Linked DNA regions of Homo sapiens: region 1 is linked to region 2. Evidence: chromatin loops called from intact Hi-C (ENCODE). Cell type or tissue: PC-9. All regions are shown on one strand. Links, peaks and the distances in the headings refer to the core of each region. The heading gives the core; the rest is flanking DNA.

Region 1 (15,322 bases), core at 4,023-9,022, 86 kb before region 2:
CCTCTTGCTTCTACTCTCTGGCAGTCAGACCTGTGGGAGGCCATGGGAGAAAGCAGCTCTCTGGATGTTTGTACAGATCATGGACTATTCTCTGTGGACCATTTCTCCAGGTTACCCTAGGTGTCACTATTGGGGGGACAGCCAGCATCTTTAGCTTTCATTTGAGTTTCTGTCTGTCTTCAGTAGAGGAAACTTTTGCTCTTCACACTTCACATCTGAACACCTAACTGCTGTTGCTCCTGAGGTGGTGAAAGACAGATATAGAGCTTACAGTATTTATCCTATTTCTAGGCACTGAGGGCTGTGGGGTACCTTGTGGTGCCAAAACAGATCCTGTTTTAAGGACATGTTGCTTCAGAGATGTCTGTAACTATCTGGTGTCTCTGTTGGTCTCTTTACCCTGCATCATGTGCTCTCTTGGCTGAGAATGACCAGTAGGGTGTGTTAGGGTGTGTGTGTGTGTGAGTTGTAATGAGCAGGGCATTGATATTAACAGATTGACTATAATCTCAGGTTCTGTAGTCCACTCAACAAACACACACTGAGCAGCTATGATGCGCCAGATACTGTGCTAGGAGAATCAGACCTGGTCCCTGCCCTCCAAAAACTCATAAAATAGTAAGAAGAGACAGGTCTGTACACCAGTAAGTATAAAAAAGGGTTAATTAAGGAGGTAGGTATCTGCTCTTTCTATAAGATACTGGAAATTCCTTGAGGATGAATAGGATAATCTGAATGTACATGTCTAACAGGTCTAAATCCCTCCATCTCAGAGAGGGTTGCCCTGTGGAATGCATTAGGGACTTTAGCTTGATTCACATGCCATGTTGGTGCTAAACTCTGTGGCCAAGCTTTTGGGAGCCATGACAGCCACCTGAAATCAGCAAGTTGCCCTTTGTCAACAAGTGCCTTTTAGTCAGGCTGCAGTTTTGGTCATGAATATATCAGTTCTTGGTTCTGGTATGATTACACCCTTATCCCAGGAGTGATTAGGGGTGACTATCATGATTATCCTCAGGCTCTGGCATATCAATATTCTGTTTTATAGGGGAAACTGAGGCTTGGAGAGGCTCAGAAACTTGATTAGATTATACAACTTGCAAGCAGAGAAGGAGGGCTTTAAATCTAGCATGTCCTGTGTCAAAACCTTTATTTGTAATCATTAGAACATGCTATCGTGGAAAGCTAGCTTCAAAGTTATCTGTTGTATCCTTTATTAAATCTTCGTAAACTAGACAAAAATATCATTGACCTGAAGACATAAACTTTGCTTCCTTCATTTCTAGTCTACAGCAGAGGTTGGCAAACTTTTCTGTAAAAGTCCAGAGAGTAAATGTCTTAGGCTTTGTGGGTTAAAAAATCTGTTGCAACTACTCAGCTCTGCGGTGGTAGCATGAAAGCAGCAATAGACAATGCATAAATGAATGAGTGTGGCTGTATTTCAATAAAACTTTATTTACAAAACCAGGTAGTGGGCTGGATTAGGCATACAGGCAGTAGTTTGCCAACCTCTGGCCTAGAGCAAGAAGAGCTCTCTTTTCACTGATATGACCAGCCATATGATCCTAAATTTGCCCCAGGGATTTTTTTGGTGTGTGTGTGTGTGTGTGTGTGTGTGTATGTGTGTGTGTCTTACTGAACAGTGTCACCCCTGAAGTTAAATGATGAAATAAAAATTCTAGACTGGGCACAGTAGTTCATGCCTATAATCCCAGAACTTTGGGAGGCCAAGGTGGAGGATCGCTTGAGCCCAGGAGTTCAAGACTAGCCTGGGCAACATAAGGAGACCCTGTCTTTGCAAAAAATTTAAAAAAAATTTAGCTGGGCATGGTGGTGCATGACTGTAGTCCCAGCTACTTGGGAGTCTGAGGTGGGAGGATCGCTTGAGCCTGGGAGGTCAAGGCTACAGTGAGCCGTGATCATGCTGCTGCACTCCAGCCTGGAGGACAGAATGAGACCCTGTCTCAAAAACAGACACAAAAACAAACAAAAAATACAAAGAAACAAAAACAAAACAAACTAACAAAAAAACTAGCAAAGGTCAGAAGATGGCCCTGATGTGTCCACATTACTCTTTGTCACCTAGACAATGTGTGTTTTCTGTGCAGGAATGTGTGCAGCTGTTTCATCATTCAATAAACATGTAGTTGACAAATCTCTCTTGCCCAGCCAGATCTGAATAATAGTCTGAGCTTTTGTTTTGGCAGAACCACACAGGAGAAATTTTCCTGCTTAACAATGGCGCTGGACTTTTTCCAGAAAGCAGGACAGCTGGTTTCATACAAGTGCCAGCCTTTAGAATCCAAGATCAGAGAACAACTCAGAGAAGGACTCTTATAGACAGTCTAGTTTAATCTCCTCATAGGTAGTGAAACAGAGATCCAGAGAGGGGAAGTGGCTTCTCCCAAATGTAATCTTCTAGTAGGCAAGGGAAATAAAAGAGGAAACATGAGGAAAGTGGAGCAACTCCATTTCTTATTCATACATACACATCCCTACATCTACTATTAGACTACTGTCAACTCCTGTCTGGTATAAAGCATGTTGGGATTTTATTCAAATGCAGATCCTGATTCAACTCGTTTGGGAGTGGGGCCTGTGTTTCTAGCCAGGTGGTAGTTGATGCCGATGCTGAAAAGTAGACTGCACTTTGAGTTGTGAGGGACTAGGTGCCTGAATCCACCATAACTAGGTTGGGGGAAATAAATCAAGAGTCCCGCTTCCACCATTTGATGGGGCTTGCAACTGAGTCACACTGCTGGCACCTGGTGGGCCAGAAATGAGGCTGAGTGCTTATGTGGCTTCCAAGGCACCCTCTACATCTTTTGTTGTTAAGCACTTAAGATTGAGCTTCTTCCTGGGTTCTGCCCATAGACACAGTCTGTATCCCGCCTGGTAATTTTTTCCAACACTCCAGCTTCCATCTAAGACTCCTCTCTGGAGACTCTCCCTTCCTCAAGGCTGGATCTTGTTGCTCATGTGTTTAATGTGAAGTAAGGACTTGCACATTTCTATCAAGTCTGTCTCTGTGCCATGCAATCAGGATTTTTGTAATAGCAGATCTACAACAACCTCATGTCGTTAATGGCCACTGTCCTAAATTTTTTGCCCCAACCTACTTTATTCATCTCACATGAATTTGCTCCTGACCATCCTGGTTTCATACCTCATTCCCCTGGTTACAGCTTGCCTCACTCTTTATACCTGGTGTGCAGCCCTGCTTTTCTAGCTATAATTGATTCCTTTTCTGGTCAGTGATTTGAATTTTTTCCCTAGTTAAGTAGCCTCAGTGAACAACCTCCCAGTCTGGTCCAGCCCTAATATGCTTTGCCTCTATGCATTCTCTTGGGATTTTGATGGACTTGTCCTGATGCTGTGGTGAATAGTGTCTGTCAATGGCTGGAATCATGATGTGATTGTATTAATCTCAAAATGCCTTGAATATGTGTGTCAGCCTGACTTGGACCATCTCCTGTGGCTTGGACTTTCCTCATTACGTCAACCTGACATGATGAACTTTCTCTTCTTCTTTATCCCTAGTTTTAATACCTATGATAACCACATCTAAGTCTGACACCTCATTTGGTATCTTGGCCTGCCCATCCAGTTTCTCTCATAAGCCCCAACATCTGTCCTTGTCTTTGCTGGTCCTGACTTTTTTCTTCCATCCACTTATCCTGATTACAAGAATCCAGCATCCTCTTGCCTGGGTCTGCCTTCATATGACAGGGTGTCCTGTGCTACGAAGAGCCAGTTCTAACCAAGAAGAGGCATCACTGATAAATAAATCTCAACAGCTTTCAATGTCAATGAAAAATTTCAAGCTGTGTTATAAACTTGTCAATTGCAACATATTTTAACAGCACATAATTGGTCTGAAAAATATAACAATTAGCCTGAAAAATATATTTTATCGGCTTTCACAATGACTACCACTCAGGGTTTCAGGAAAACAGGCCACTTTTGTCATACCTCCCACTTGAAAAATTCATCATATAGGCCACAAGACACAATTGATTTTCATGTGGCTCAGACACAGATCCTTGATTTTTGATCTGGAGGGGATGGAAAGGATCATTTAGCTTTAGCTTTCATTTTCCAGATAGAAAACTAAGGGCTTGAGTGAGTAATAGTTATGATTATACTAACATATGACATTTATTGACAGTGTATTATGTACCAGGTACTGTTTGCTCTAAGCCATTTGAATACATACATTCATTTTAATACTCACTGTCTATGAAGTAGGTATCATTAATATCCCCATTTTGCAGAATGGAAGCTGGTGCAAGAGTGATTAAGTGAACTGTCTGAGATCACACAGTTGATTAGTGGAGGGAATGACTCAGACCTGGATCATTCAACCACAAATCCAATATGCTCCTCTCATTTTTTAATACTTACCCCCTTGGAGCCTAGATTTCTCTTTCTGCTTGTGAATTCCATAGAGGGACAGGAGGGACAATTCTGACAATTCTCTCAACTTAGTCATGGTGTCCTCAGTGGCCCAGGAGGGTAAAGTGAAATTGTGAACACTCTGTAGCAAAGAAAAAGGAAGAAAAATGTATGTGTATTTATATGACTGTCCTCTTTGTTGACTTATCCTTTTTCACCTCACAAGAACTAGTAGGGCCAGACTTTCTTGTCCTGCCATTTCTTTCTAAAAGAACTTCATATTGTGATAAGTAGTGGTATTGACTTTCAGAAGAAAAGCTTATATAAATGAATTTACCCATTCCTACCCAGTCCATAGCTTTTGGTTTAACTCTGGATCAGTGGGTGGCTCATATTTTGCAGAGTAAGGGTGCAGTAGGGAAATAATACCTCATTCCTTTATGAAAGGGTTAGAAATCTTTCTATGAACCTGACAGAGTTAAATGATATTTCCTTAAAAGCTGAATGGGCTGCCTGAGAGGCCAGTTAGGAAAGGCAATATATTTCTGGAGCCTTCAGTAATATATTCTCCCCTACCCCCATCAAGGTCTAGTTTGCTGACTTTTTTTTTCTTTTTTTTTTTTCAGAGACATTGTCTTGCTCTGTCACCAAGGCTGGAATGCAGTGGCCATCACAGCTCACTGTAACCTCAAACTCCAGGACTCAAGCAATCCTCCTACCTCAGCCTCCTGAGTAGTTGGGACTATAGGTGCATGCCACCACACGTGGCACTTTTTTTTTTTTTTTTTTTTGAGACAGAATCTTGCTCTGTCATCCAGCCTGGAGTGCAGTGGCACGATTTCAGCTCACTGCAACCTCCACTTCCTGGGTTCAAGCGATTCTCTTGCCTCAGCCTCCCGAGTAGCTGGGATTACAGGCATGCGCCACCACACCCGCCTAATTTTTGTATTTTTAGTAGAGATGAAATTTCGCCATGTTGGCCAGGCTGGTCTCGAACTCCTGAGCTCAGGCAATCCGCCCACCTTAGCCCAAAGTGCTGGGATTATAGGCATGAGCCACTACACCTGGCCACACGTGGCTAATTTTTAAAAGTGTTTTGTAGAGGTAGGGCCTCATTATGCTGCCCAGGCTCATCCTGAACTTCTAGCCTCAAATGATCCTCCCATCTCAGCCTCCCAGAAGTGCTGGGATTACAGGCAGGAGCCACCATACCTGGCTGTAGTTCACTGACTCTTGAGGAAAGCCTGCACCTTGCACACAGTGGATACTTGGTAAATATGCGTTAAATGAATGGTTAAGTACAAGCAGGGCAGGTGAGACCTTGTGCCAATATTTATTACCCGTTAGGAAGAGTTGATTAGGAGTCCCCCAGTTTCAAAGGCAGGATTAAGAGTGAGAGAAAGTGAGTTCGTGAAAGAGGAGACCAAAGTGGAGTGACCTACAGAGGAAATAAGTGAGAGAGATTTGGAAAAAATATCACATGACATGACCACATTTTGGAATAGCTCAGATCAAACTGTAGTAAGGAAGAAAAAAAAATTATGACTGGAACAAAAATGGGGGCTCTTGTTTTCACTGAAGAGTCTTTTACAATGCTAATGAATTTTCACTGAAATAGTTGCTGATGATTAAGTGAAAATACTGGGAAAGTAGCATGTGATTGGGTCAATTAACTTTAGGATGGATGGAGGCAAACTGTGTCATCTGTTATTAAGATAGAACTACGGAAGTAATTGCTGCCCCCCAGACTCTCACGATGACCTCAAAGTTAGAAGTCAATATGAATTAGGTGGGTGGTCAGAATCTTGCCCCATATTTAGTGAGCTAGTTGGGAAAACAGGAACAGAGAGTACTCCTTTTGGCCAGAAGGTGGAGCATGGTGAGTGAGAAACACCATGTAACCTTGAAAAGCAATCGTAATTTATCTGGCCACAAACGGTATTTCAAATGCATCGCAAAGCAAGAAAGAAGTTCTTTCTTGTTAAGCAAATATAAATAGCCTGGCTTATATTTTGCTTGTTTATTTCTACATTCGGAAATCAGGTAATTTTCCCCTCTTTCTTTATAACAACATTGTTTTTTCATTAAGACCAAGGACAGGAACCCAGCATTTTTGAGTGGCTGCAAAATAAATAAGCTCCTACTGAATCCAAGGGGGGAAAAAACTAAAGTGGAAACTCATAGAAGAAAAGCAATTTTGCTTGTAATTTTCTAAAGGGTGAAAACATAAATAATAATAGAGAGAAAAGAGAAGTCAGCATTTTCAAGTTAATATAAGGAAGTTGTGAATTACGTTTCAATGTCAAAAGAAGTATAAGTAATACATTCATAAAGAAGTGAAAGAAAAGATATTCATCTATTTCAAAATAAGCATAAATCATAAAATCAGATTGCAAGTTAACCTGTGATTTTTTTTTCTTTTACCTCACAATATAAAGGGTCGTAGACTTTACTCCAAATTCCAAAAAGGTCCTGGCCATGTAATCCTGAAAGTTTTCCCAAGGTAGCTATAAAATCCTGAAACACAAACAGAGAAAGAAAAATTCCTACACAGGTTTCTCAGCTTCAGCATTATTGATATTTTGGGCCAGACAATTGTTTGTTGTAGGGAGCTCTCCTGTGCATTATAGGATGTTTCACAGTATCCTGGCCTCTGCCCACTAGATGCCAGTAGCATTCCTAATCTCCCACTTGTATAACCCAGAATATCTCCCGACATTGCCAAATGTTCCTTGTGAGGCAAATGCGCCCCTGTTGAGAACCGCTGTTCTTCACAGAAAAATGCACCAGTAATATTGGTTACGATAATGTCATTCCAAAGAATTTTACAAACACGAATTGATTATTCCTTATTATTACATTTAAAATGTAGATAGATGCTGGCTGACTGCCACATGTTCCTGGTTCGTGCTGGAATTGGATTGAAGTGTACTGCCTCAGATTCTTTTTAGAAGTGGGTAAAGTATAACTCATGTGTAAATATGTCCCAGGTGAGAAAGGAAAGCATATTTCAGGCCAAAGCATCCTGGAACATGCAACACAAATAGGGCTTGGTCTTTGGCTATACATATAAAACTTGGATGGAATGCAAATCTTTCGCTAGGTTCTGTATGTTTCTTGGAATGTCGCAATAATGAGACCCAATGTTCAGCTATCTGACTGCTGAAATTGGCAGCCATTTCTGGGAAGCCTTTTTGGAAGATATTGTCTGTCTGATGGATGAAATTTCTAGGGAACTACAATTTGCCAATATTAACCTCAATAGATTTTCATAAAATAATAGAAATTATTGTTAAAGAGCTCCTACTGCCATCTTCTCAAACATAAAAGCTCCAGGGCCAGATGACTGTCATAGAGGAATTCTACCAAGCTTTTCAAGAGTAAATTATTCTAATGCTATTTTAACTGTTCTGGAGCATAGAAGATGAAAGAAAACTTTCAAAAACTTCTTATGAATTAAGTGTAACACTGATACTGACAAAGATTGCCCCCAAAATAAAACTATTAGTTCAATGCCACTTGTAAATATCAATGCAAAAGGTGTAAGTAAAATAACAGGAAGTAATTCAATGTCACATAAAAGGAAATGGGTTTGATTTGAGAAATATAAAGATTGTTCAACATTGGTAAATCTATGAATGTAATCAATCATTGTAATTAATCCAAGGAGAAAAATAATTTGATTGTATTAAAAAATGTTAAAACAATCATTCAGGAGATTAAACAACTAATATTGATTTAAAAAAATACACTCAAGAAAATAAGAAAGGTGGATATTTCCTTAATTTCATAAAAATATGTCTATTTTGGTTCAAAAGCCTGTATGCTTATTAGGAAAACTCCTCTAAAATCAGAAATAAGACAAGAATACCCGCTACCAACACTGCCCATAACATTATACTGTAAGTAGTGGCCAGTGCAAATAGGCAAAAGGAAGAAATCAGAGATACACATTTTTGAAAACTGGAGATACTGTAAACCTGAAACAAACTTAACAAAAAATGTAAAGACATATATGAAGAAAACCCTAAAATAATCTTTAAGATAAAACAAGTAGGAACATGTACCATATTCTTAGGAAGATTTGACAGTGAAAAGTTGCAAATTCTCCCTAAGTTAAATAAATTTAATATGATCCTAATGAAAATACTAAAAATTAAAAAATACTTTTGGAACTAGACAAGCTGACTCTGAAGTTCACAAAGAAAATTAAAACATAGCCATGGAAACTCAGAAAAAGCAATGAGGGATGACTAGCCCTTTAGATATTAAAGCATATTATAAAGTCTTAATAGTTAAAACCCAAGTTTTGGCTAATAAAAAATTAAACAGAATAAAAATTACATAAATAGACCCCACACCTATGGGAATTTTAATATATAATAGCTTCAATAAGTAGGAAAAAAATGAACTATTCAATAAACAATGATGGAGCAATTAGATAATCTTCCAGGAAAAAACTTAAACAGGATACCTTCTACCAGTATGAACTGTAAATGAATTCAATATATAAATGAGAAATGAAGCTAGAGTGGAATTAGAAGAAAGCATTGCAGACTTCCTTTATAACCTAGGAGTGGGGAAAGCTTTTCTAAACATGACTCAAAATATAGAAGCCATATAAGAATACATTGATACAGAACCTACATGGCAAGAACACGGTAAGCAGTTAATAGACAAACTTTTTTTTAAAAATGCCATTCATTATCTATGATATTGTGAAATATATATTTGGTCTTTTTTTTTTTTTTTTGAGACGGAATTTCGTTCTTGTTGCCCAGGCTGGAATGCAGTGGCGCCATCTCGGCTCACTGCAACCTCCGCCTCCTGGGTTCAAGTGATTCTCTTGCCTCAGCCTCCTGAGTAGCTGGGATTACAGGCGCCTGCCACCACGCCTGGCTAATTTTTTGTGTTTCTAGTAGAGACAGGGTTTCACTAAGTTGGCCAGGCTGGTCTCAAACTCCTGACCTCAGGTGATCACCCACCTTGGTCTCCCAAAGTGTTGGGATTACAAGCGTGAGCCACTGTGCCCGGCCTTCTATTTGGTGTTCATCTCCATTTTCTGCCATAGAATTCCTAAAATCCTTGGAGTCTCCAAAGTATGTCTTTTTGCATGCTAATGATTGATTGATGGCTGGCAGTCCCTGGCCAGCTTCAGGATGGGGGTTGGTCACCAGAAAGCCAAGGCCGGGATTAGAGCGTTGGGACTTTCAGCCCTACTTCAGAACCTCTGGGGAGGGGAGGGAGTTAAAATTTAAGTTGATAGCCAATAGCCTGTGGCTTAATCAATCATGCCTATGCAATGAAATCTCCATAAAAAGCCCAAAGGGAGAGGGTTCAGAGAGCCTTCAGAGAGCTGAACACTTAGAGGTTCCTGGAATGTGGTGGTCCTGAAGAAGGCAGGCAAGCTCCTTGACCTTTTCCTTATATCTTTTGTAATATCCTTTGTAATAACCAATAACTGTGTTTCCCTGAGTTCTGTGAGCTGCCCCTGCAAACTGATCGAACCCAAAGAGGAAGTTGTGGGAACCCCAACTTAAAGCCAGCCTGTCAGAAGTTTGGAGGTCTGGACTTTCATCTGTGTCTGAGGTGGCGGGTTGGGGGTGGCCAGTTTTGGGGCCTGAGCCCTCAACCTGTAGGATCTGATGCTATCTCCAAATAGATGGTGTCAAAACTGAATTGGAGGCCACCCAGCTGGTGTCTACTGCAGAACGGGCTGCCTTTTCTTGCAGAGAGATCCCCCATATTTGGTCACAGAAGTCTTCTGTCTGTGTTGATTGGTGTTTTCAAGTGAGAAAAATAGGAAAAAACACATTGAGTGTGTTTTTTTTCACACACAAAATATCACAGACAGAAATGTTAAAATACATAGAAAAAAGCTTCTAAAAACTTATAGCAAAAGGAAAATCAATCATCCAAAAGAAAAATAGTCAAGGGATATTGATATAAAAGGAAATATAAATGGCATTTAACTGATGAGAATACACGGACACATAGAGGGGAAGAAGACACACTGGGGCCTCTTGGAAGGTGAAGGGTGGGAGGAGGCAAAGGGTCAGGAAAAATAACCAATGAGTACTAGGCTTTATACCTGGGTGATGAAATAATCTGTACAACAAACCCCCATGACACATGTTTACCTATATAACAAACCTGCATTTGTACCCCTGAACTTAAAATAAAAGTTAAAAAAGAAATACAATATCAAAAAACAAACCAAAAAATGGTATTTAACTAGATGAAGATACCCAAACTCACTCATCACAAGAAGAAAAGTACTATAGCACGATGTTGTACAGTAGTTATAATAGTGAGCTTCCTTGTCTTATTCCTAATTTTAGAGGAGATGGATGCTTCTAGTGATATTATTTTCCACTTACCAGATTGGCAAATATCCCCAGAGTGGTCCACATACTGTTGGCAAAGTTGTGGAGAAATGGGCATTTGCATGCAGTGCTGATAGAAGTAGAAAGTAGTAAAACCTCTTTGGAGGGTAAATTAATAATATTTCAGATTAACCCAGAATGTCTACTTCTAGGATATTATCCCACAGGTATTCTTGTGAAACTATTTAGATGCACAAGTTATTCATACATGCTGTTTGTAAAAATGAAAGATTGAAAAATGACCCATATTCCTATCAATAGGGGCTGGTTAAATAAATTATGGCATAAATATAAATATTACACATTTGTTAAAAAAAAGGAAAAGAAAGAAAAGGAGGAAACTCTTTACATACAGATATAGAAATATTTCCAATATATTTTCTTAAATGGAAAAAAAAAAACAAAACAAAACCAAGGTGCCCAACCCTATGAATAGTATACCATTTTCGTGTAACAAAAGAAGAAACTATCAGAATATATTTTTATGTTTGTATATGCATAAGGAAATTGGAAGACTGCATAAAATACTACATAAAATACATAAAAGACTGCATAAAATAAACACATAAAAGACTACTAGAAAATAATGCTAGTGGTTACCTGTGGGGTCATGGAGGCTTCCACTGTATTCCTTTTTATATTTTCTAATTTTTGGACAGTATGAATGTATAATATTCAAAAGATTATTTTAAAAAGTACACAGCATTATATCTACCTTTTGTATTGTGCTGAAAATGGGTACTTTGCAAAATAGAAACAAAAAAAAAAGACTATCCTTTGTATATGAAGACAATAATCCCAGCCCCTTAGCCTGAATAAGGCAGGTGATTTTAGACTTATATTTATTCTCATCCAGCCATTTACTCACACCTGGTTCCTCTCAAGGCCATGAGTAAAGGATTCAAAAGGACTGGCTTGTCTATTGGCTTGTGACCCCTGTATGGGGAAGGGAAGCAGGAGTGATGACCTCCCTCATTAAATATTCTAACCCATTGCTGTAACCAGCCACTGACAGATGCATTCGTCCCATCTTTTTAAGAAGCCAAAGCTTCATCTTGTGTCTTGGCCCTCACACTCAAGTACCACTAACAAACTAACAAGTACCACTAAACAAAACTAGCTTTTAACCTTATAAGGGTGCAGCCTCTTCTGGAATTCCTCTGATTTCAAAGTCTCACTCTCAAGTTCTTGAAAACGAGGGCAGTTCCTGAAAGGCAGGTATAGCAACTGAGGATAAGAGAAAAATCATAAAACTGTTATGAGTCAGAAAAACTTTGCTAAATATGCTGCAGCAATATTTTAAGCCTCATTAGGTTCAAAGCAACCTTAATAAAAGATTCAAATGTGTTTTGAGCTGAGTGGAAATTCCAAAATTGGGGAGAAAGAATCAAATGATCTATAGGTCTTAAAATAGTAGGATATGTATTCAGAATTGAAAATCCTTTTTTTTCATTCATAAACTTGCCATAATATAACTGAGCTGTTGGTGGTAAATATTTACACTTCTCGATCTTCCACGTGAATAACTGTTATCTTGCTTCCTTCCCAATCACTTTCATTTCTTGCAGTAGGTGCACACCTGTACACACACACACACACACACACACACACACACACACCCCAACGCATGTATGTATGGAGAAAGGAATTTGATTCTGGAAAAAATCTTAAGTCAATTAACCACTCATTAACTTCAGGTTTTGCAAATTTGCAGACTGTTAAGAGTACGTATTAAATACTTAGAAAAATATACTTCAAAAACCTGTTGTGAGGACAAAGTGAACTTCCTAAAATTAATTAAATTTTGACAGTGTTTTATAATTTTAACTGTAACCCACAGGTTTGTGGCTCTCAAGTTTATTTTGTTGCCCTTACTTTCCATCTGTGACTAGTCCTGTATTTCTAGCCCTTGGTAGAAATAACTAATTTGCATTTTTTTTCCCTCAAATTTAACATGTACAAGGCTAAACTTGTACATGTTACAAGGGCCTTCTTGCTGTCCCTGAAGGCATAGGCTTAGGATCTCTGCATAAAACTGTTCCCTGCCTTGAACACTCCCCAACTGACTTCTACTTCTCTTCTAGCCATCCTTCCCCAGCCTCTATCATATTAAAATGAATTCAACTTCATTTTTAACCATTCCCTCTTTGTAATTTTCTCTGCTTTTGCTAGTGGCAGAATTTATCAACCTACTTCATAGTCACTTTTGTTTCTCTATTTTCAAAACATATCCCCTTCTATTTCAAAATAGACCGCTTTTTTTTATCTTCATAGTCCCCTCCCAGTCCTAGCCACCATAACTTGTGTTTCAACTACTGTGAGAACTTCCTATTTGGTAAATCAGTGTTCACTCTTTCAGCCATCCTAATTCATTCTCCACACAGCAGTTACACTAATACCTTTTATTATTATTATTATGTTTTGAGACAGAGTCTTGCTCTGTCACCCAGGCTGGAGTGCAGTGGCGCGATCTCGGCTCATTGCAAGCTCTGCTTCCCAGGTTCACGCCATTCTCCTTCCTCACTCTCCTGAGTAGCTGGGACTACAGGCGCCTGCCACCACGCCTGGCTAATTTTTTGTACTTTTAGTAGAGACGGGGTTTCACTGTGTTAGCCAGGATGGTCTCGATCTCCTGACCTCGTGATCCACCTGCCTTGGCCTCCCAAAGTGCTGGGATTACAGGCGTGAGCCACCGCGCCCGGCCTATTATTATTTTTTAAGCATGAATCTTTTTAAAGTATCGATCAGATCATGTCATTTTGTGGTTCATGACCTTCATTGGCTTTCCATTTTACCTAAAATAAAATCAAAACTCACCACCACACAGACTACATCAAGAGTTTGCATGAGTTGGCCTCTAGGAACTGCACTGCCCTCTTTTCCTATTACTGTCCCTTGTCACTCCTCTCCAGCAACACTTTGGGCCTTCTTGCTGTCCCGGAAGGCACTGGCTTAGGAGCTCTGCCTAAAACTGTTTCCTGCCTTGAACACTCCCCCATTGACTTCTACCCCTCTTCTAGCCATCCTGGGCCAGTCTCTATCATATTAACCTGTTTCATTTCTTTCCAGGAACTCATCGCCATCTGACATTATTTTATTTTACTTCTTTATCATCTATTTCCTATAAAATATAAACTTGACGAGAGCCAGGATCGTGTCTGTTTTGTTCACTGCTGCAATGTCAATGCCCAGCACAGGGCTTGGCATATTAGTAGCTACTCAGAAAACATTTATTTTAAAAGTTGCTTCCTGTTCATCATTTCTGATTCTGTGTGTCACCTTGTCTTACCTTGCTTCTCTTCCTCTAACATCTTTTACCATCTCATTTCAGGCCTTATTTCTTAATTCCAGAATTGCTTCAATAGTTATTCTCTGAGGCTCCAGTGTCTTTTCTGTCCAAGCTACTGTCAGGCAAGTGCCCAAAAGCACCACTCATCACATGTGCGTAATACCGAAGAATGTATACAGGTTTCTTTTGTGTCCATTGCTTTTAGTCTAAATTTGCATGCATGGCTTTCAAATTGTTCCATAGGAGAAATTATATTGTTAAGAGAAAAAGCAGAAGACTGTTCATTAAAAGGCCTGGAATTTAATTAATTACTTTCTGGATGTTAGTTTTTTCATCCACAAATTGAGTCAGGCTGAAAATAAACAGAATAATCACCGAGACATCTGTCCAGAATTTTGCAGTTTATGGTGTTTTCCATTTTTTAACTAACTTGACTTTCACAAATCCCTAAGAAGAAGTTAGGTGGGTGCTATTTTCCCATGTTACAGAAAGGAAACTGAGGTTTACGGAGGTTACTCAAGGTCATATATCTGAAGTGGTAGTTGGATGTAGGTTTTCCAACTTCAAATTCAGCCCTCCTTCTAACATCACACTGCCTTTCTTTCAACTCAAGATTCCTCCTGGCTATTAAATTTGGATTATCTAATCTGTGTCCAATATAATCAATTTTATTTTCATTCTCTTTCTAAATATGAACTCTGGGCACAGAAGAACTGGCATTCTACATATTCACTCATGGTCGTGTTTTTGTGCTGCCTTCCTCTCCTTCCTCCCTCTCCTCTGAGGTCTGGTTCAAGTTCTCACTCTCTTTATGAAGACCTGAACGACGGCCCTGTGGTAACTGCACGTAAGTCTCATTCTCTGACTTCACCCAGCATATGTGGCTTGTACTTGAAATTATTGCCCGCCATCTTATAATGTCTTCTACACATTTCACACATGCTAATTTGCTTTCATCAAACTATAAATTAGAAAAACTTCGCCTCCTATTTCTCTACAGCATTCAGCACAGCTAAATGCTAGGAATAAGCTAGTGTTGATTGGTTTCATTAGATTTCTTAGTTGATATGAGAGAATTTTTTTGACCTTAGTGAATCAGATAGATGGAAGCCATAGGTAGATAATGTTCCTTGCTTCTCTCTTTCTCTCCCTCACTCTCCCTGTTTCTTTCCTCCTCTTCTACTAGCACCTGCATTCTCTTTCTGTGTAACTTAATTACTATCATTCAGGATTAATTGTTAAATAGCTGTTG
Region 2 (15,322 bases), core at 5,773-10,772:
TTCTTCCCTAATGGATTGGTAAATAGCTGCTGTCCCTATGCCACCCCAGCTGCCCAGCTCTTCCTTTGGACTCTCCCTAGAGCTCCACATGACTCAGCAGTCTGCAATCAAGGTATTCTTGCCTGGCACATCAGGAGTCCCTAGGATCTTAAATAATGTGATTTGCAACTCTTCTGGTTTGTTAATGCTCTTACCCTACCACTTGTTAGATAGAGTCAATCTTTACTATTTGCAGATTCCATATTTGTGAATATACTTACTTGATACAAATTTATTTGTAACTCCCAAATCAACAGTTGTGATGCTTTCACAGTCATTTGTGGACATGTTCAGAGTGGGTAAAAACTTGAGTTGTCCAACAAGTGTGGTCACAGGCTCCAAGGGTTTAGCCAGTAAGCTCTATCAAACATTTGTAAAACAAGTAATTCCAGTCTTAGACACCATTTTATGTAAACAGAGACTCATTTAATGAATTTAGCATAATTTTGATGTCCAATCTGATAAAGTATGAATACAAAAATCATAGCAGAATCTTGCTTGTTAACATGGAAGCAAAAATGCTACGCAAAAAATCAGGAAATTCAATGATGTGTACAAAATGTCACATAAACAAAATGGATTTTTCCCAGAAATGCAAGGATGGCTTAATATTAGAAAATCTTTTAGTGTAATTCTCCACCTTAAGAAACTTATGCCATGATCTCAATAGATAAAAAGAACTCCAATAATATTCATCATTTTTAAAAAGAAGAAAAACTAACGCATCAAGAATAGATGGGAATCGCTTTAACCTAATAAAAAGTAGCCCCTCCACTCCCCCCAGTGATTAAGATGTTGTGACCAAAGGCTTGCAGGAACCTACCTAGTATTTCCTTAGGAGCAGTGGTTGAGTATTTGCTAAATGAGAGTTCCAGGTGAATTTATAGTACATAACTACCATGAATAATGAGAATTAACTGTATTTAAAATATCATCTTATGGGTGTGGTTTATACGTATTTTAATCTTTACTCTTGAAAGCTTTGTGAAAAAATGTGAAGAGTGCCGTCATCTCACCTTTTCATTGGATTGTGACTGTTTTAAAGTACTTACTGGGCGGGAATGGAGAATGGAATAGTCAAATGTTGCAGAAGGATATTCTCTGCGTGAATGTCTTCATCTTTGGATTCCCAAGGCAGCATTTATTAAATATTTCCCGAGTATGGTTAATTGATTGTGCATCTTCAAGGGGAAATTCCACGAACCAGTGATGTAGTTGTGAGGAGAGATTGGGATCTAGTTAGATCCTTGACTGGTGATTCTTACAAAATTCTGATTCCTTTTGCTACAAAGTGGATGTGAGGTGCCATAGAGAGAAAGTAGTAGGGAGAGCACAAAGCCATGAGCAAGACAGACATGTAAACAATTCCCACTCTATAATCATAGCTATATTTGAATGGTTGTAGGAGAAGCTGTGGGAAATTGGAGGAGGAAATGCCTGCCTTTTCTAGGAGGTTTCATGGAGAAGGAGATATTTGACTTGTGTCTTGAAGTATGGAAAGTCATTTTATTTATTTATTTATTTGAGACAGGGTCTCGCTCTGTTGCCCAGATTAGAGTGCAGTGGCACAATCATGGCTCACTGCAGCCTCAAACTCCTGGGCTCACGCCATCCTCCTGTCTCTGCCTCCCAAGTATCTGAGACTACAGGTGGACAACACCTAATTTTTCTTTTTTTTCAGAGATGAGGAGTTTCTATGTTGTCCAGGCTGGTCTCAGACTTGGGATCCAGTGATTCTCATGTGTCTGCCTCCTCAAATGCTAGAATTACAGTTGTGAGCCACCAGGGGAAGGAGTTCTTTAGGTAGGCAAGAGGGTGACATTAATTGAGGATTGAGAGGGGGTAGAATTTTAGGCAGAGATAGGGGAATTAGCAGAGGAATGGAGTTGTGTCCAGAGTGTGTGTGTGTGTGTGTGTGAGTGTGAGGGTGTGTGATATGTATGTGGAGTGTGTGGGGTGTGTATGTGCAGTGTGTGTGTGGTGTGTATGTATGAGCATGTGTGTGGTATGTGTGGGGTATATGTTTCTGTGTGTGAGTGGGTATGGTGTCTGTGATGTATATGTGTGTGTGGTATGTGTGGGTGTGTGTGGTGTATGCGGTGTGTGTGACAGTGTGTATGGTATGTGTGTATATGATGTGTATGTAGAGTATATGTGGTATGGATGGAGTGTTTGCATGGCGTGTGTGTGGTGTGTGTGAGTGGGTATGATGTGTATGTAAAGTGTGGTGTGTGAGTGTGTGTGAAGGAGGTTGAGCAGATAAGAAGGGGACAAAATGTTGGGGATGGGGTGAGGGGTGGTGAGTATCCTGTGCTGTCAGGGGTTTGGACTTGATCTTGTAGGCCCCAGGAGAGCAGTAACAGGTTTGTTTAGGAAAGGTCACCTTGCCAGCTGTGGGAAGGATAGTCAATTAGGAAGTCCCTGTGGTAATATTAGTGCTGGTGATGACCCACTTCGCACTCCCTCTCCAGAAAAATCTCTGTGCTCTTGGGGCCTTGAAAAGCAGACCAATACCTCTGATATCATTCTCTAAATTTAACCTTTTCAGACTTGAGTGGGCATACAATCTTCTTGTTGAAATGCAATTATGGTTCCATAGGTCTGGGTGGGGTCTGAGTCTCTGTAGTTCTAATGAGCTCCGGGTGATGCCAATGCTGTTGCTCCACAGGCATGCTTTGGAGAGGAAGGCTTCACCCTGTTTGCAAACTACAATAGCCTGGATTATAAAGAAATATTGATGTCTGGTGCCACCCTAGATATTCTGATGCAATAGGTGTAGGTGTAGGGTTTAGGCGGGGCACTAAGAATTTTAAAAGTGCCCCAGGTGAGGGATCAGTTTTTTTTTTTGTTTGGTTGTTTTGTTTGTTTTAAATTTTTCAATCCCTTCATGATTTTAAAAAATACACTAAAAATAAATTAATAGAAAAATAAAATTGAGAAAAAAGACTTGCAAATATAAGCCAGAATTTAAAAAAATTATCGTTAGATTCAACAGATGTGAAATGACTGTGTCAAGTTGCTATACAGGTTCTGTTTGCTTACTCTTCATTTCTGCACTTTTCTTGTTAGCGACCAGTAACAAAGAGTAGACCTACAACAGTCCTTGGACTACACTTTGAGCATCAGTACACCACACTCATAGCTGAAACCACCAGCCATTCAAGGAGGGCAGAGAATAGGGGATTCATCATTCCAGGGGGGCAGGAGCAATTGCTTTACCTTGGGATGGCTACTGGTGGCTAGAATGGGCCTGATGGAATGAGATTTCTTGCTCACTGTGTTTCCAGATTCTATAGTACCTGGTGAGATCTAAGGGCTCTTAATGATTCCCTGGTGGTGGTGGTGGTGGTGGTGGTGGCGGTGGCTTCACCTGTCAGAAAAATCATTATGGAAGAAGAAGGAGGGAAACTTTTTCTAGCTTCTTGGGTCTTTCTCTATAAATCTTTTCTCTTTGCCTTCAAGTTTTGTTGTGGTATAGTTATTGGGTTTAAACTTCCTCCTTGAGAATGGTGACAGCTACCTTCTCCCACGCTATATTTTGCAATAAGCCTTGTTATTTTGTACAGGTTATTTCTTTTCCATGCCTTAAAATGCCAGCTAAAACCCTTAGGACAATGTTACATAGAAGTAGCGAAAGTCATTGGGTGCCCATGAGTTGTTTCTGACTTTACAAAAAATGCATTCAATGTGTTACCACATTTTTTTCTTTTTCTTTTGCTGGGGGTGGGAATTTGTGGGGGTTACTCTTTATTAGGTTAAAGAAATTCTCCCCTATTCTCGATATGTTAGGAGTTTTTCTTCTTTTTTAAAATGATGAGTATTATTGAGGTTCTTTTTAATCTATTGAGATGATGACATAAGTTCATAAATGTATTAAGTGGAGAATTAAAAGATTTTCTAGACTGGGCGCGGTGGCTCACGCCTGTAATCCCAGCACTTTGGGAGGCTGAGGTGGGCAGATCACGAGGTCAGGAGATCAAGACCATCCTGGCTAACATGGTGAAACCCCGTCTCTACTAAAAATACAAAAAATTAGCTGGGCGTGGTGGTGGGCGCCTGTGGTCCCAGCTACTCGGGAGGCTGAGGCAGGAGAATGGCATGAACCCGGAGGCAGAGCCGAGATCATGCCACTGCACTCCAGCCTGGGTGACAGAGCAAGACTCTGTCTCAAAAAAAAAAAATAAATAAAAATAAAAATAAATAAAAAAATAAAAAATAAAAAAAGATTTTCTAGTGTTATGCCTTCTAATGAAAGTATTTCTGGGAAAATCCATTTTATTCATGTTATATTTTATACACATCACTGGATTTGCTTTACTTTGTGTTTAGCATTTTTTGCTTAGTTAGTAATAAGAGTGTCCTGTGACTTTTCTCATTCATACTTCATCATATTGGACATCAAAGTTATGCTAAACTCATCAAATGATTCTCTGTTTACCTGAAAGAGTTTATAGAAGACTAGAATTACTTGTTTAATGAATGTTTCGTAGAGCTTGCTGGTTAAACCCTTGAAGCCCGAAGTTTTTGTGGGCAGATTTTTAACTAATGACTCAAATTCTATAATTGTTGTAGTGTTCACTTATTTTTGTAGTGTGAATACTCCCACCCTGGCCAACATCAAGCTACCAACAGTTTAACAATCAGCTCACAAAATTCTTTAATAATTGACTTAATAATTGACTCCTGGATTCCTGTCTGAGATGGATGCATGACACCCATTGATAGGGTTGTATCTTCTGGATTTTTAATTGAAATTGCATTATATTTTTCTACAAATTTATTCATTTCTTTGTTTTCAAATTTATTGGCATAAAATTATACTATTCTCTCGGTATCTTTTAAATCTCGACATTATATTTAGCTATGTCCTTTACATTTTTAATATTATTTTTTTTCCTTGCTCAATCATGCAAATAGTTTGTCAACTTTTGTCTTTGTTGGTCCTCTCTACTGTATATGTGCTTTATATTGCATTAATTTCTACTTATCTTTATTTTTTCTTCCATCTACTTTTGCTGGGTTTATTCTGTTTCTCTTTTCTTAACTTCTTAAGTGGGATGCTCTGTCTGCCAAGGTCCTGGCAAGAAATAGATGGCATAGTCAAAGGAAGACTTAAGAGAGTGTAAGGAGGAGAGTATTTACATAAATGTGTCAGGGTTAAAGAAACCAATAAGAGATGAGTTACCCAGAACTAGCAACAGTAGTAAGCCTCATTACTCAGTTGTGAGGGGGAAGGTAGACTCTTTCCAGACCTTTGATAAAGGGGCTGCTCAAAAAAGCCACGACCTTGGGCCTCTGCTAAAACCATGGCTTTAAGTAAGGAGGGAGCAGATATATAAAAATCCTTATCCCTCTTTCTAATCTCTTATGTCCTGTGAGTGTCACCCATTGAGTAAACCCAAGTGGAAGTCAGCAGGAAAGTAGCTGGGATGATGCAGTCTTTACAGGTAAGCCTTTTGGAAGCACAGAACAATGGACAGAAGGGCAACTAATAGATCTACAGGGGTGCCCTGAAAGTGATCAGCAGAGAGACTTAGCTATTGATTTCAATCTCTCCCGTCCTCTCATTGGTATATTTAAGGTTATATATTTCCTTTTAAGTACTATTTTAGCTGCATTTCATAAATTATAAAATGAGGTAGTCCATTATTATTCATTGCCGAATATATTGTAAGTCCTATTAAGATTTCTTCTATAACCCATGAAGTATTTAGATGTATGTTTATTTCCATACATAAGCGGTTTTGTGTGTTTGGTATTTATTTCTAACTTAACCACATTGTGATCTGAGCTAGTGTGTCTGACACTAATTCCTGGGAAGTTTTTGAGACTTTATTTCCAGTCCAGTACATAACGATTCTCTCTGTGTTTGAAAAGATTGGGTGTTTTGGTTGTAGTATTCTGTGTATGTCAGTTAGTCCTCAATAGATCAAGCTTCTTATGATTTATTCAGATTTTCTATGTCTTTACTGATTTTTGTCTTGATCTGTCAATTACAGAGATAGGTGTATTGAAAACTGTCATTATGATATATTTTTTCATTTCTCTTGTTTTCTGTCAACCTTTGCTAATACATTTGAAAAATATTTTATTAGAAAGAATTTAGTCAGTATTTCTTCCTGGAGAATGCATCTCTTTAAAATATGTGCCGACCATCTTATCTTTTGTTTTTCTTTCTGTCTAAAAGTCTATCTTGATGGACAATAATGTAGCTCTACTAGCTTTATTTTGGTTAATATAATAGTGACATTTCTTTTCATCTTGGCTCTTTCATCTGGAATCACTTTTCTTCTGTAGGATGAACATTCATTACAAATTTCTTTAGTGAGAATCTGTTGGTCCATCTGTTAGGCATTTGAAAATGTCTTTACTTGTTCCTGTTTTTCAAAAATGTCTTTCTTTAACATGTAATTCTGAGTGAACATTTATTCCTCAAGGGAATTATTTTCCTCTTTACTCATTTCCAAGTTTTAAAGTGCAATTTTCCTTGCAATTTCTGGGAGTTTGGATAGGGGGATCACTGAGGGCTAAGTGTAGGTTGAACCATGGAAAATTGTTTTTCATAAGTCAAAAATAATCAAATATTGGCAATTTCTTATGGCTTAACCTTAATTGTCTACCCTTATGCTCAAATTGGATACCTTTGGGAAATCCTAGCTTTAGATAGAGGTGTTTGCTATAAGATCATCCATGTTGTTTGGGCTGTGGGTTTTGTCACCTGTCCTCCATATTCTATGAGGCCATGGAAACAGAAAATCAGTAACTTGACCAGGCAAATGACTTCAAGGTAAGAGCCAACTTTAATATTCAGTTTACTTCTTCTCGTTTTTATTTTGGCCTCTAACTATTCCTTGGTTTCTTGCAAGCTTATCAATATACTTAAAAGATATTTTGAATATTTTAGTGGCATCATTTAGTTTTCAGTGGGAGTGGTAATGGATGCAGTCTGCCATACTGCCAAAAAAAGAAGTGCTTCTCTTTGTCCTTTCTTCTCATACATTTTAAAATTGAGGTATATTCCACACAGCATAACATTCACTCATTTATTTATTTATTTATTTATTTATTTATTTATTTATTTATTTTGAGATGGAGTCTCGCTCTGTCACCCAGGCTGGAGTGCAGTGGTGCAATCTCGGCTCACTGCAACCTCTGCCTTCCGGGTCCAAGCGATTCTTCTGCCTCAGCCTCCCGAGTAGCTGGGACTACAGGTGCGCACCACCATGCCTGGCTAATTTTTGTTATTTTTAGTAGAGATGGGGGTTTCACTATGTTGGCCAGGCTGGTCTTGAACTCCTGACCTTGTAACCCACCTGCCTCAGCTTCCCAAAGTGCTGGGATTACAGGCGTGAGCCACCGCACCCAGCCACATTGACTGTTTTAAAGTATGCGATCCAGTGCTTTTTAGTGTATGCACAAAGTTACGTAAACATCACCATTATCTGAATGGAAAACAGTTTATCATCACCAGAAGAAACTGTACTTGTTAGCAATCACTCTCTATTTCCCCTTCCCCCAGTTCTTGGTAACCACTAGTTTACTTTCTGTTTTTATAGATTTGTCTATTCTGGACATTTAATATTAGTGGAACCACACAATACGTTGGTCTTTTGTCACTGGCTTCTTTTATTTAACATCATGTTTTCACAGTTCATCCGTGTTGTAGCATATATCATTAATCCATCCATTTTAATGGCTGGATAATATCCATTGTATGGAGACACCACATTTTGTGTATCCATTCCTCAGTTGATGGACATTTGGGTTTTTTCTACTTTTTGTCTTTTATGAATAATGTTGCTATGAACATTTGTAAACATGTTTTTATGCCAACCTATGTCTTCAATTCTCTTGGGTATGTACTTAGACATGGAATTGCTCACTCATCTGAGGTCATAAAAGGGTGTCTTAAGATAAATTTCTACATTCTAAAATTGGATTGCAAGGACTTGCTTGAGAGGTGATCTGTGGCCTTGATGACTTCAATCCCCCTGCCTTCCTTTCACCCACTTCAGCTTCCCCTCTTATCCCTGAATGTGCTGCTCCCTCTGCTGGGAACACTTTTCACATCCTCCTTTCACTTTACCAATTCCTGCTAATCTTTCAAGTCTCAGCTCATGTGTCATTGACACAAGGAAGTTTTCTTGACACCCCAGATGAGGTCAGGCACCTGCTTATGTGAATGATTTAGCATCCTCATTGTCTCTTTTTAGTTATTTTCTTTTACTATTAGTAATTTTACATTCGTAAGTGATTATTTGATTTTACATCTGTGTTCCTTGTTAGACTGTAAGATCCATAATGGCAGGGAAGATGCCTGTAGTTGTTCACCATTGTGTTTCTAGCACCCAGAACAGTCTTGGGAATTAGCAAGCTTTCAATAAGTATTTGATGAATAAATAGATGCAGTGAAAGCTGATTGTAAAGATGCTACATTAGTTTGCTAGAGCTGCAGTAACAAAGTGCCACACATTGGGTGGCTTAAATAACAGAAATTTATTGTCTTCACAATTCTGGAGGCTGGAAGTCCAAGATCAAGTTATCGACAGGTTTGGTTCCTTCTGAGAACTGTGAGGGAAGGATCTGTTCCGGAACTCTCTCCTTGGCTTGTAGATGGCCGTCTTCTCTTTTTCAATTCACATTGTCTTTCCTCTAAGCATGTCTCTGTATTCAAATTTTCCTTTTTTATGAGGAGGAGAGTCATATTGGTTTAGACCCCACCCTAATTATATTTTTACTTGATTTCCTCTGTAAAGGCCCTGTCTCCAAATAGTGTCACATTCTTAGGTACTGAAGGTTAGTACTTCTACACATGAATTTAGAGGGACACAATTCAACCCATAACAGATGGTTATAGACTACTGCCTTTAATGGCAACTGGAGTTTGAGGCTGAGAGGGATGGCAAGTTCATGACAGTGTGTGTTTCAAAGGAACAAGCGCCAAGAGGCACTTAGCTAGCAATTAGTAGATCCAGAATGCAAACTCTTTCACCTAAAACAGGTTTGCTTATTTCCATGTTTGGATCTTTACCTACTGTGGGATAATGCAACCCTTTGAACATACAGGATTTCAAACCATATAGGTCTAGGGAACTTTTCCCCATTTCTTACATAATCTATACGTAAAGGGTTTCATGGTAAAATATATTTAGGAAATGCTTCAGACACACTTGGCTTTCTTAGAGTGTTATAAGGCACATATACTAGAGACTCTGATAAATCTTGCAGTAAAGTGACTTCTTTAATCCAATATTTCTTGAATTTATTTATTTATTTTTACCAAGGAGTCCCCTCTCGGTGTTAACATGCTGTATCATTTGTCATTTATTATGTAATTTATTAACTTACTGAATCATTTGGTCAGATAGGTTTGGGAAATGCTAGGGTTTCTTCTGTGAGTGGGAGAGAGATGCTATCCCTGGTGACCACCTTTCCATCTTTCCTCTCCTTATAAGAGGGTAATTACCTCTCTATATCTCTCTCTTCCTGTTTACATGTCACATTTAGGTTTTGTATGAATATCAAAAGCCCTGGCTGTGGCTAATAGTTTTGGCTGCTGTCACAGAAGATGAGAAGGTGGCTGTGTTTACTGGTGTAAGTTTGTTTACACAGGAAATATGCAAAGAAACCCTCCCTCATTCCACTGCTCTTAGAAACACTGCAAGCCAAACATAAGATCTTTTCTGGGTCTCTAAGTGCCTCAGCGATGATTTGAGCAGTAGTCATGCATCTGTTGCAAGCTTTTCTTTGTTAAGATCCCAATTTTAAGAGAATCAACAGTATAAAATATCACACTTGAGTGGGAAGCTGATTTTAAAATGGCAGATGAGATAATAAGATCAGATTGATGTTAATTCCCTTACTGCGAATCCCACAGACTTTTGTGAGAATGGAGACCAGACTTATTCTAAGGCATCTGCTTCTTCCCACGTTCCTCCCACTTGAGACTGAGGAGGCAAATTGCTTGGGGAAACCCCTAGTCACGCAGCTGTAGCCTCTCTAGAGATGGATAAAGCAGCATGTAGGTGAATGGTATTAGGAAGCAAGTGAGTCACTGCATTTTGGCATCATAACTCACCACTGTCTGTGGCACAGCAGCAATAGCCATTTTCCTTAAGCAACATCTGGACGTGACTGCATGAAGTTACCCATGGGATAACAAGAAGGCTGAGGAAAGAACATGAATTCCCTGACCTTCATCCCAGGAGCTCAGTTTGTCTTTGTTTTAGCTCCAGAAGTACAGCTCTAATTAAAACCTCCATCAAGGAGGTGAGGCCTGGTCTAAAGGACCCCAGGAAGGCCACATTGGGCCAAGGAGCCAGTTAAGTTTAAGGAAGCTCGGGGGTGAGTTTGATGCCAGGAAACAGAGATAAGCTTGAATGAGCAGCCCTAAAGGGTTCTCTTAAGAAACATTCTCCAAAGTCCATTTGGCTTCTGTAATTCTGAGGTTCTTTATCCTAGAAATACATCAAGCCCTCTGCTAAGTGCTTTACCTACAGGTGTTTTTTAATCTGTAAAATAACTCCATGACACGTGTTCTGTAATTATACTTATTTTATAGGTTTTGAAACAGGTTCATAAAGGTAAAGCCACATGTCCAAGATCACGCATCACTAGGATTCACATCCAGATCTGTCTGACACCTGAACCCCTGCTCTGCATCACCATGTTGCCTAACTTCATGAGGGCGTGCAGCATGTTATGAATGGAAATGCGCTTTCACAATCATCTCCCTCCATCTCTACTATAACTGTGTTAGATAAGTTGAGTAGGTATTATTATTCCCTTAGTGCAGAAGAGGAAACTGAGGCATAGAGAGGCTAAGTGACTTGTCCCAGGTCCTGTAGTGATAGGTGGTCAGATCAAGGGCCCAAGTCATATCTTCTCCAAGTCCAGTTTCTTCCCACCCCATGCTGCTCTTTGAGGTCTGCTGTTTTATAGCCCCTGCTTCTCTAGCCTGAATGTGTGGTCAGGGTTTGTGGTGAATGTGAAATTGAGTCAGAACCCAGTTAATTATGGAGAGTACATCATAATGCCCTTAGGATGAAAAATTATCATTATTGTTGTTTTTAAACACAAGACTCACCTAAAAACTTCCCATGAACAAAATCTATAGTTTAGTTGGAAATATAATTGTTTCACTGACCTGTTTCTTAACGCTCCTCATTATAAACAACAGGAAAACTATATGTAATAAAACTTTGACAAAACTGTAAGTTGCCTAAACAAAATCAGTTAAAAAAAAAAGTAAAGTTTTTATTTTATGATCGCTTAAGGAGCCTGAGGATATGAAAATGGTAGAGGTGGAAGAAACAAGGGCTGGGAGTTAAAAGGGGGTGTTTGGTGAGGAAGAAAAAATAATGAATTGCAGTACTTTAAGAGCCACTGAAATGAAGCACTATAAATTGCTCATTAAAAAAATTATTTGTGAATTAAACTTTCAAGACTTAAAAAAACAAATAAAAATTTTGACAGATTATAGCCTGATCAAGGTGCTCATCTTGCCCTTACTTTTTATCAAATTATTAAAAATTATGTATAGATGACATTAAGATGTCTGAGATTTGATTCAAAATAATCTAGTGGGCAGGATAAGTAAACATGATTGGCCACTTGTTGATAACTGCTGATACTGGCTGATGGGTACATGGAAGTTCATTATATTCTCTCTAGTTTTGTTATTTGTATGAAAATTTCTATAGTACAAAGTTTTTGTTTTTTGTTTCTTTTTTTTCCTTAAAGAAACTTTATTTCTTGTAGCCACCTAGTGCCATCTATTGGACGTCTATGGGAACTGGCCTTTAGGAGAGGAAAACCTGCTGAATCGTTAAGTACGATGCACAGTAACTAAGAAGTGAGACTCTTGGCTACTCAGTTACTTCGAAGGACCAAACAGTGGGCAGTTGATGGGCTTGCTTCTACTTTTGGAGTCACAGAGTTGGGTATAGGTATGAAATATGAACTTTTCAGCCAGGTGTGGTGGCTCACGCCTGTAATCCCAGCACTTTGGGAGGCCGAGGTGGGGGCAGATCATGAGGTCAGGAGTTCGAGACCAGCCTGCCCAACATGGTGAAACCCTGTCTCTACTAAAAATACAAAAATTAGCCAGGTGTGGTGGTGTGTGTCTGTAATCCCAGCTACTCAGGAGGCTGAGGCAGGAGAATCACTTGAACCTGGGAGGCAGAGGTTGCAGTGAGCTGAGATCGCGCCACTGTACTCCAGCCTGGGCAACAGAGCAAGACTTTGTCTCAAAAAAAAAAAAAGAAATATGAACTTTTTTATGTCTCAGTCAGGTAGTCATCTATAGAAACAAATAGCATATATAAGCTTTTTTTTTGAGAGACCTTAGAAAACCAGCAGTTTGGAGGGTCACAAAAATTCTATTATAACTTCTGAAAGTAGGAAATAATATTTTTATGAAATCGTTTCTGCACTAATGTGTTTCTTAGGTTACTCAGAATCTGTAACAATGATAGATTTTAGAGTTCAGAGCCTCATGGGTTGAACTTTTGTTGTCTCATGGTCCCTTGTTGATTTGACCCTCTTCTGGCCAAATAGCCAACTTGCAGATTGAGCACCATTTTAACCAGGAAAGGGATGGAAAGATAACCACTTAGTGTCTATTTTCTCTTGCTTTTTAATATTTTCTCATTTAATCCTCACAAACACTCTGTAACATTGGTATTGATATTAAAGTGCTGGGTCTGCCATAACAAAGTACCACAGACTGGGTGGCTTTGGCAACAGAAATTTATTTCTTCACAGTTCTGGAGGCTGGAAGTTCAAGATCAAGCTATCGGCGGGATTGGTTTCTTCTGAAGTCCTTTCTCCATGGCTTGTAAATGGCCATTTTCCCCATCTGTCTTCACATGGTCTTCCCTCTATGTGTTTCTGTGTTCTAATCTCTTTTTCTTATAAGGACACCAGTCCTATTAGATTAGGGCCCACCTCAGTGATCTCATTTCATCTTAATTACCTCTTTAAAGGCCACATTCAGAGGTACTGAGGGTTAGGGCCTTAATACAAGAACTTTTGGGGGGACACAATTCAGCCCATAACAGTGTTATCATCGTTACCCACCCCCCGCTTTTTTTTTTTTTTTTTGCCAGTGATAGAGTGAAGACTTGGATTATTTCAGTATCTACCCCCAGATCTCATAATGTGGAAGTGGCACGGTCTGGATTTGAATCTGGATTACTCTCACACTCTTTTCTCTCCCACACTGCATGCTGGTGTCCTGTTTACCCCTTTCTGCATGCCAGGAGACACTTCTTGTCTCTGACTTCCTCTTGGTGGAGCTGAACAGCACCCCTCAGGTCTCTGCTGCTTTGAGAACAAAGATTTTTGTCATTGCTTTTATTTTAGTAGTAAATTAAGGTTTTAAACCTAAACATTTAAATTCAGTTATATTTATTTCAGTAGAAACTGAAGGTTTGTACTGCTCATTTCTCCAGGGAAATAGACAAGGGCTAACCCAAATACTAAAGTAGTAAGACATTTTTGTCCTGATTTCCTTCTCTGTTGTCTGGGTTGCCCTTCTTGGCTGGCTCTTCAGGAGCCCCGAGCCTTGTTATCTTCTACTTTTATCCTGCAGATAAGCTGTTCCTCAGTTTCCCCCTCCCTTCATTTGCTCCATTTGTCCATCACCCCATCTTCCCCTGATCTCTTCCTTTAGGAAGATGTCTAGAGTCAATTCCTTACTGCGTTTAGAAGGCTCACTTAGAGCAGATCAGCAGTGGCAAATCAGTAGGTGATTCAAAAGACTCTCAAGCTATAATTTACATCTTGGGAAAAGCCTGAATAGGTAGCTCTCATTTTTCACAAAATTTTTTCTTACCTGTCGATAATAATATTAACAATGAATCTGCCTGTTCAAGATGGCTGACAGAGCATACCTGTTCAATTGTCCTCCCTTCCCAAATTCTGTGAGAATGAACGAAGAAATATAAACATTGAACATAATAACTTATATATCTACTTTCACGTACACTCATTTGATATTCACAACAAATCTGAAAGTTAGGCAGTAATGGCTACATTTTAGCTAAGGAAGCGAAGGCGCAGACAGAGACTAGCTTGCCCAAAGCAAACAGCCAATCAGTGGAGGAGCTGGCAGCGCAACCCAGATGTCCAGGATTATCTCATTCAGTGCTCTAGTTTGTCGAGGTTATTTTGTTCTGCGAGTCCAACCATCCGACCAGGCAGCCTCCGTTTCTAATTGCCTTAGAATTGCTCATATGGTGAAACAACTTTATATCTAATTTAAAATTCAAAGGTCTGTTTTTGTTTGCATTAGATCTCAATTTACTGCATAGGCTGTATCTGGTCTTACCATCCATCCCTCCTGTAACACAGGCCCTCTCCAGAGTAGCAGAATTTTCAGTGGTGTGTGGGTGATGCCCAAGATTCATTGAGCTGGCCATCTTAGGCAGCTCTCTATCGCATTTAGTATTATGACAGTATCTATGTTTTGGTTTGGTGGATAAAATTATAATGCAATTTGATACATGGTTTCTTAAAACTTTTTACCTTATTGGTGTCTACCTGAAAGCAATGCCAAGTGTCCAGTTTCTAAAAGTGATGAGCAGAAATAGATGAGGCAGGTGTCTATGGAGAGTTTGTCTTGTCCTTGAATTCAAAAAGGTTTGAGAACCATGGTTTCAGATCATCCTAAATAAAATGCAATATTCCTGAGCAGTTGTGTAAAGAGGAAATGCACCCAATCCACGGCTTTACTGACATGATTAGGCAAACGATTATTGACCAAAAGCTGTTTAGGATAAAAGTGAGCATAAATCCTTATACTGGCCAAGGCAAACAACTTTTAGCTGTACATGGCAGATAGATATGAGTGAATTCTACAAATGAAACCAAATCACGCCAGACAAACAAAACACTAGTACCTAAATCTGAGAATTTGAGAGCTGTCAGATAAGGTGGTAACCTACAAGATATATTTGATAACGAACAGATTTGAATATACTGACATTTAAAAATAACAATTTTTCTTATTTGCTCTATGCTTTTCAAGAACATTTCTTATTTGATTGCATTTATTATAGAATTTGGGAACAAACTACTTGTTATTTTACTATATGGACATACTGACTGCTACTTTTTGGTTACATTCTCTACCACCCTCTGTATCTTGTTCACTGATTATGTATAGACAGTACATATTCACACACGTGCCATGTGTACCACATATACAGATACACTATGTAGTTAGTGGCTACCACACATACATACACACATACACATCAGGATTATATTGCACATGATA

The links. Hi-C counts contacts between places; a loop is a spot of excess contacts. Peaks named below come from ENCODE experiments on the same cell type or tissue, not always from the same donor. Only the 100,000 strongest peaks of a DNase experiment are listed, where the experiment ranks them.
Region 1: it touches region 2 in a loop (12-fold over the local background); 103 of 110 quality-filtered maps call a loop at or near these places.

The regions. Positions count from the first base shown.
Region 1 is chr3:132,334,142-132,349,463 of GRCh38, reverse strand. It overlaps ACP3 (acid phosphatase 3), which reads right to left. Exons shown (of 10, transcript NM_001099.5): 5 at 11,910-12,008; 6 at 6,820-6,912; 7 at 4,405-4,537. Among named protein-coding and RNA genes, the nearest start is that of ACP3, 24 kb to the right of the region's middle. In PC-9, for the core only: CTCF peaks have their summits at 6,029 and 6,232 (motif pointing right); DNase peaks (open chromatin) are centred at 4,563 and 6,283; H3K27ac peaks cover 1,265 bases.
Region 2 is chr3:132,249,948-132,265,269 of GRCh38, reverse strand. No RefSeq gene overlaps it. Among named protein-coding and RNA genes, the nearest start is that of TRC-GCA9-1, 26 kb to the right of the region's middle. In PC-9, for the core only: CTCF peaks have their summits at 7,861 and 8,065 (motif pointing left); DNase peaks (open chromatin) are centred at 8,109, 9,689 and 10,089; H3K27ac peaks cover 1,896 bases.